Regions from separate parts of the Homo sapiens genome. Here regions 1 and 2 are each linked to region 3. Evidence: read pairs that join two places in POLR2A ChIA-PET (ENCODE). Cell type or tissue: CD4-positive, alpha-beta T cell. All regions are shown on one strand.

Region 1 (2,500 bases), 1.0 Mb after region 3:
TGCCGTAATCCCAGCTATTCAGGAGGCTGAGCCAGGACAATAGCTTGAACCCGGGAGGCAGAGGTTGCGGTGAGCCGAGATCACGCCATTGCCTTCCAGCCTGGGGAACAACAGCGGAAACTCTTGTCTCAAACAAACAAACAAAAAGTCCTAAGGAGAAGACCTATTAATAAGGAGAAAAGGTCCGGGCTCGGTGGGTCACACCTGTAATAACCAGCACTTTGGGAGGCTGAGGCCGGTGGATCACTTGAGGTCAGGAGTTCGAGACCAGCCTGGCCAACATGGTGAAACTGTCTCTACTAAAAATACAAAATTTCACTGGGTGTGGTGGCGCGCGCCTGTAGTCCCAGCTACTCGAGAGGCTGAGGCAGGAGAATCGCTTGAAGCCCAGAGGCGGAGGTTGCCGAGATTGTGCCATTGCGACAAGAGAGAAACTCCGCTTCAAAAAATAAATAAATAAATAAAAATAAAAAGGACAAAGGGTGCTTTGAGCTGTTATTTGTGTGCACTTGTGTATGAGGGGATTCATCTGGTCCTTTTCTTAGGTAAAGTTTTCTTTCCTAGGTTTCCCTTTTGGGTTGAGGGAATGGAACAGGAGGCCTCTGGATAGGTTAGGACCCTCATCCCCTATCCCTTGCAACCAGCAGGACCAGGCCCCAGAGCAGCTCTGAAGAGCTAGGTCAGCACTGGCATGATGACATGTTGGTTTTACTATCTCCAGGCAGTTTTCCCGTGTGGACCCCATTCCTCAGCCCTACAGAAGCATCTGCCCCCTCATGCCAGTAGGGTAGTAGGGTGCATCCTACATCTGACCAAGTCACCTCTCCCAAGTTTGGGGTACTCCGAAGTAGCCCCACAGTACCCTCATTCCCTTCCCCACTAAGACTGAAGCCTCCTAGGAGGTAGAGTCTGCAGTGAACTATGAGTGCGCCACTGCACTCTGGCTTTGGTGAGAGAGTGAGACCCTGTCTATTAAAAAGAAAAAAAAAAGACTCAACCTTAATCCTGGCCTTTGCCACAGCATCACAAGATTGCAGAATGTCATGGTACAGATGAAACAGACTCATCATGAAACCGAAGAGGAGCCCAAGGCCCAGAGGGGGAAAGCTAACAGCCCAAGGTCTCGGCTCCTTGGAAACAACATACCAGAACCCTTCCATCACAAAGACAAGCAGGCAAATCCTTGTATTCTGCCTGTGAATCCAGGGTTTGTTCCTCCAGAGAGTGCAGTCTAGTTCTGGTCTCAGCTTTATTTTTTTGTTTTCTCTTTAAAATTTGTTTTATCTTTTAAAAAATTGTTTATAAAGATGGGGACTAGCTATTTTGCCCAGGCTGGTCTCGAACTCCATGGCCCCAGCTTAGAGAGACTTATGGAAGCAGTGAAGGGGCTCTGGGTCAGAGGACATTAAAGTGGACCATTGAGAAAAATGTAGAAGAGCCAAGAGGGAAAGAGGAGGGAAGATGCCAGGCAGTGTGTGTGCTTTCTGAGTCATGTTTTGTTTTTTTTTTTAATTTGCTTCCACAGAGCTTTATTTCCATTTGGATCAAGGCTTGGAAGAAGGCTCCAGGGTAATTAAAAAGCTGCCTAGTGGCTGGAGGGAGAGGCTTAGGCAGAAGCCCTGATACTTTGGGAGGGGCCCTTAAGGCTCCCAGTCGTGCTTGAGGGTGGGTGAGCCTTTCCAAGAGAACCCCACCCAGGCCAGCCTGGGGGCCAGCCACCCTGGGAAGGTTGGTCAAGTGGTCGCCCATCTTGATGAGTTTCACTTCCTCATCTAAGAAGTGACTCTCTAGGAAGTCACAGAGATGGAGGTCTGTGCGGGCAGGACTCAGGGCTTGAAGATCCAAAAGCGGCCTGGTTCAGATTTTTCTCCAGGGCCATGGCGGCTTCCGTGGCATTCAGGGTTTTTAAAATTTATTTATTTATTATTATTTTTTTTTTGTCACCCAGGCTGGAGTGCAGTGGTGTGATCTCAGCTCACTGCAACATCTGCCTCCCAGGTTCAAGCGATCCACCTCAGCCTCCTTAGTAGCTGGGACTACAGGCGTGTGCCACCACACCTGGCTAATTTTTTTTGTATTTTTAGTAGAGATACAATTTCACCACGTTGGCCAGACTGGTCTTGAACTCCTGACCTCAACTGACCCACCTGCCTTGGCTTCCCAAAGTGCTGGGATTACAAGCATGAGCCACCACGTCCAGCCGTGTCCAGGGTCTTATCTAACTCAATTTGGGCCAGTTTCTGGATGTCCTGGAAGAGAATGCAGCCGCCATACTGGTTTTGCATCTTTAAGGCACCCTTGCGCTTCTCCTCGGCCAATTCGTGGAAGAAGTGACCCACGCCCTCCCAAGCCACATCGTCACAGTGTAAGTAGAAGCCCAGAGAGAGGCAGATGAGGAGGCCTGCAGGTGCAAATTGAGCAGGTGGTTCACGGCTGCCTCCACCTCAGTGGAATAATTCTGACGAATCTGGGAGCTCATGGGCTGGTAAGAAGGAGCTAA
Region 2 (2,500 bases), 220 kb before region 3:
TTTTTTTATAGACAGAAAGTATGAAAAAATAAAGTCACGTAAGTGTCTGGGGACTGAAAGGTATACCCACTATTCTTGCAAAACCAAAGACCCTTAATTAACAGCACAGAGGCTATGGTCTAGACCAGGGGTCCCTAACCTTTTTAGCACCAGGGACCAGTTTTGTGGAAGACAATTTTTCCATGGACTGGGGCAGGGAGTGGGGGATGGTTTTGGGATGAAACTGCTCCACCTCAGATCATCAGGCATTAGTTAGATTCTCACAAGGAGCTTGCAACCTAGATCCCTCTCATGCACAGTTCACAGCAGGGTTCATGCTCCTATGAGAATCTAATGTCATCACTGATCTGACAGGAGGCAGAGCTCAGGCGGTAACGCTCGCTCGCCCACCGCTCACCTGCTCTGCAGCCTGGTTCCTAAGAGGCCAGGGACCAGTACCCCTGGGGGAGGCCCCTGGGGTTGGGGACCCCTGACCTCTTTCACACTGGTGACATGGCCTTTCCTCCATGCCCCTGGGTCTCTTTTCCACCCTACCCTCCCAGCCATCTAGGGGGCCAGCCTCCATTTTGTAAGGAGTGTCTGGGCTCCAAAAGCCTGAGAAATGGTGGGGGTCTCACGGATTCCAGGCATGGAAGGAGCGCAGCCTCCCAGGCAGAGGGAGGCCCTCTGCAGCCTGAAATTGAAAGTTTCCTCCAACGTCATCATTGTCTGCTTCTCAGTTCCTGGTGGGATTGTGAGCAGACAATGGGGAACTGGCAGGCCTGGTAATTAGCGGTAATTGTTTATAATATCTGGGCGGCTGCCTGATTTCCTATCCCAGGGAGCCTTGCTAGCTGCCAAGGAACCCGGCTGACGCCCCAGAAACCCTGAATAGGTTATCACGTCCTCCTGGGGGCTGGAGGAAGGAGGAATAAAGTGGTGGCTGGGCCCTACTAGGCCAGAAATCCAACTGCGGGTCTTCCCTGGAGTACACAAGAAGGCAGAGGCCGCAAAATCAAATCTGCCTCTACAACTCACTAGCCAACTGCTTGCTGTGTGACCTCTGACAAGTTGTTATTGTCTCTGCATTTCAATGTTCTTATCTGCAAATGAAATCACACTGCCTCATGGACAGTGTCTGGCCTTTTTGTTGGCCAGTGCCTGTGCTGTCTCAGTTTCAAATGTTTTTCAAAATTTCTGCTTACGGCATCCATGAGCACAGGGGTATAAAAGAGCTTATTGCATTAAGTGCTGCATATGTGCTACAACTTTGACAAGTCCTTGTATGCAACAGGAGCTCAATAGATGTTCACTGCCAAACCCTACAGCAGGACTTACACTGGGAAAATAAAGGATGGAGTGAAGACTGGATTTGGCATAACGCAGACCCTGGATGCCAGTACTGTACAACCTGTGGCAAGTGTCTTAACCTCTCTGAGCTGCAGTTTCCTCATGTAGAAAATGGGAATAAATAGTAATTACCTTGCCGAGTTGTTGGGGAGAGTCAGAGAGCTAGTGTAGGCAAGGTGCTTTAGCACAGAGGACCTGCTGAGTGAATCAAAGGGTGAGATACCATGGCCTGCTGGGCCTGCTGCCTGGCCTGGGAGAGCCTCCTTGCCACATTCTTGGCATTTTCATGGCATTTCAGATTCTAGACCTGTTAGTAAGTACAGCATCTGGATGCCTGAGAATAAGCCCAAGCCATTCTGGGGAGTACTGCAGCAGCGGGTCCCTTCCAGGGACGTGTGCCACTTGGACAGGCGCAAAGCCCTGTAACAGGATTACAACCCATGTTCTGCTGGCCTTTTATTTTGTGTTAATGGTGAAATGAGATTCCCTGCATTTCAAATCCTATTACTTTTGTTTGTGGAGCTGAAACCCATTGGTCTTTTATTATTAACCTCTGAGCTTGGTTTGGCCCCTGGATTTTCTGTGTTCTTGATGGTGAAAGAAGTAACTGGCTCACGCAGGGGTTTGACTCCATTCTCTTTTCCAGATGGATCACTCGTCTCAACAGCATCAGAAATTAAAAGGTTGCACAGCCCTTGTGGTGATTATAGGTTATGTGATTCTCAAAGGTTTAGGAGTTTACGGGTTCCCTGTCCATCCATTCACTACATGCTCACCTATCCATCCATCCATCCATTTATCCATCCATCCATCCACCTATCACTTCATCCATCCATCCATTTATCCATCCATCCATTTATCCATCCATCCATCCATTTATCCATCCATCCATCCATTTATCCATCCATCCATCCATCCATCCACCCATCCATCCGTCCATCCATTTATCCATCCATCCATCCATCCATTTATGCATCCATTTATCCATCCATCCATCCATCCATCCATCCATCCATCCATTTATCCATCCATCCATCCATCCACCCATCCATCCATCCGTCCATCCATTCATCCATCCATCCATCCTCCCACAAACTCACCAAGCCTACAATGCAATCAATTCTGCTGTAACATGAAATATACATTTCTAAAAATTACTGTGCAACGCAAA
Region 3 (2,500 bases):
CCGGCCAGATTGTTGCTATTAAGCAAGTTCCTGTGGAATCAGACCTCCAGGAGATAATCAAAGAAATCTCTATAATGCAGCAATGTGACAGGTAAAGGCATGTGGGCTTCCTTTGGGGAGAATGTGGTTTTGAATTAGCTATGATTGTGTAGAGTTTGATACCTAGAGACACATTTACTTAGATATTTTGCAGAAGGGAGAATTCGATGGAATCACTGTGCATTTTCTTTTCAGAAAAAAATATGATGATAATGGTTGTTTTTGTAGCTAAACCTCCGTAATTTTTATGCATGGTGTTTTGTTTTTTTTTTTCAATTTTTCTTTTTTTTTTTTTCTGAGACAAAGTCTCGCTCTGTCGCCCAGGCTGGGGTGCAGTGGTGCAATCTCGGCTCATTGCAACCTCCACCTCCCAGGTTCAAGTGATTCTTGTGCCTCAGCCTCCCGAGTAGCTGGGACTACAGGCATGTGCCACTACGCCCAGCTAATATTTTTGTATTTTTAGTAGAGATGGAATTTCACCATATTCGTCAGGCTGATCTCAAATTCCTGACCATAAATGATCTGCCTGCCTCGGCCAAGTCCCAAAGTACTGGGATTACAGGAGTGAGCCACCATACCTGGCTTTTTTCTTTTCTTCAGTGAGCCCTTTTAGAAACTAGGAAGAAGAGGCAGAAGGTGGTGCTTGCTTTTTTTTGTGTGTGTGATAATGATCTTTTTTACTTCCTATTGAGAAAACATTTCTGCAGAGATAGCCAAGAACAGATAATTCAAATGTTTTTTAGTTCTAGAAACCTTAGAATATCAGGTAAATCTATAAAAAAAGAGTAGTTATGTATATACTACTGTTTGTTCCTTCACATTAAAAAAAATTATTCTAGCTGAGAGTACCTACGTATTTATTTTTGAGGAACTAAGATTTGTCAAATGTTGTAAGCAGGAAGTCAGACCAAAAGACAACCACAGAAAACCACGTGGTTTGCTCTGAAATTCCATGACAACATGGGTTGGTCACTGATAGAGCAGGCTTCCCCAGCACTATTTAGATTAGAGACAAACACAAAGTTAGGGGCAATGCCAGCTCTAGGGAGCTGAAGATGGGTGAGAAATTCTCTCAGTTGAAGCTGCATTCATTCTTCTGAAGGCTTTTTGGTCAGCAGATCAACTTAGTACCTGCTGTTTGCAAAACTTCTACATTAGGGTTTAGGTGGGGCTACCTACCAAAAAATTAGTCCAGAAGCCTTTCAGTCTCACAGACTTGGGAATGTAGTCCTTTCTTTTTTCTCTCCCTTCTTTTTTTTTCCCTTCTATTTTTGTGATTACTGTCTACTAGATAAAATCCCCATTTTTCTTGATTGGATTGACCAGATGAAGGTGGCAGTTTTCCATTTGCTCCTTTTTCAGATACATTTTGGAAGTTCTTTCCATTTGGCAAATTGGGACTTTGTCACTTTCGATAGACTGTGCGGGAGCTGTGTTCCAAACAGAGTATGGAAATGTCTTTAATTAAAGAAGAGATATTTTCAAGCGTCTACTCTGTGCTAAGCACTGTAAGGAATACAGTGAAATACAGAGCAGAGTCCTTGTGCTTTGGGAGTTTATAGACTAATTGGACAGGCTAAGTATATATATATGTAGAGGAGAATCTAGCCAACAGTGCAAGTCTATAGAGAACATATTCCAGTAGTAAATACTTGATAGTAATGGCCTACAGTATTTAACTCCTGTCAGTACTGTATTACAGGGAGAGTAAATGTGTTGATATTTACCTTAGACACTTTTTTCATTAATATTTAATGTGTGTGTGTGTTTTGCTGTCCTTGTCACTGGCATGTTTCCTAAGGTTTGAAGAGGAAATTGTAAGAGTTCTGAGTTAATGAAGCCAATTTGGTTTTAACATCAGTTGTTAGGAAACTTCATTTGGCCATGATAACAATCTAGCCAGTTAAAGCTGGCAGCTCTCAGAGGGCACATTATTTTATTTTAATAGGATATTTGATTTTTCTCTGAATTTCTTGTTTGGTATCTCTCTTCCAGCTTGAGACCTAAAATTCCAGGTTTGATCCTGAACATTTTTTCTTTATAATAGATTGTAGTATGTGTATGTTTTTATTACAAAGTACATATGACTTCTTAGAAAAATTCAAATGAAAAGAAAAGAAAATCACTTTTCCCTTTGGAGAAATCATCATTTTTTCTTTTTTTTGAGACGGAGTCTCCTCACTCTGTTGCCCAGGCTGGAGTGCAGTGGCGCGATCTCGACTCACTGCAAGCTCCGGCTCCTGGGTTCATGCCATTCTCCTGCCTCAGCCTCCTGAGTAGTTGGGACTACAGGGCCTGCCACCACGCCAGGCTAATTTTTTTGTATTTTTAGTAGAGACGGGGTTTCACCATGTTAGCCAGGATGGTCTCGATCTCCTGACCTCGGGATCCGCCCACCTCGGCCTCCCAAAGTGCTGGGATTACAGATGTGAGCCACTGCGCCTGGCTGAAATCATCATTC

What was found. Peaks named below come from ENCODE experiments on the same cell type or tissue, not always from the same donor. Only the 100,000 strongest peaks of a DNase experiment are listed, where the experiment ranks them.
Region 1: POLR2A ChIA-PET joins it to region 3 with 5 read pairs; 1 of 35 experiments calls an interaction of 5 or more read pairs at or near these places.
Region 2: POLR2A ChIA-PET joins it to region 3 with 6 read pairs; 3 of 35 experiments call an interaction of 5 or more read pairs at or near these places.

What each region holds. Positions count from the first base shown.
Region 1 is chr20:45,973,597-45,976,096 of GRCh38, forward strand. It overlaps the pseudogene FTLP1. Among named protein-coding and RNA genes, the nearest start is that of ZNF335, 2.6 kb to the left of the region's middle. RefSeq lists an enhancer at 1,687-2,223. In CD4-positive, alpha-beta T cell, no CTCF peak of the experiment used is centred here; no DNase peak of the experiment used is centred here.
Region 2 is chr20:44,761,841-44,764,340 of GRCh38, forward strand. All of the region lies in intron 2 of RIMS4 (regulating synaptic membrane exocytosis 4), which reads right to left. Among named protein-coding and RNA genes, the nearest start is that of KCNK15-AS1, 17 kb to the left of the region's middle. In CD4-positive, alpha-beta T cell, no CTCF peak of the experiment used is centred here; no DNase peak of the experiment used is centred here.
Region 3 is chr20:44,978,481-44,980,980 of GRCh38, forward strand. STK4 (serine/threonine kinase 4) reads left to right here. Exons shown (of 11, transcript NM_006282.5): 3 at 1-91. Among named protein-coding and RNA genes, the nearest start is that of STK4, 13 kb to the left of the region's middle. In CD4-positive, alpha-beta T cell, no CTCF peak of the experiment used is centred here; DNase peaks (open chromatin) are centred at 111 and 991; H3K4me3 peaks cover 1,600 bases; H3K27ac peaks cover 2,500 bases.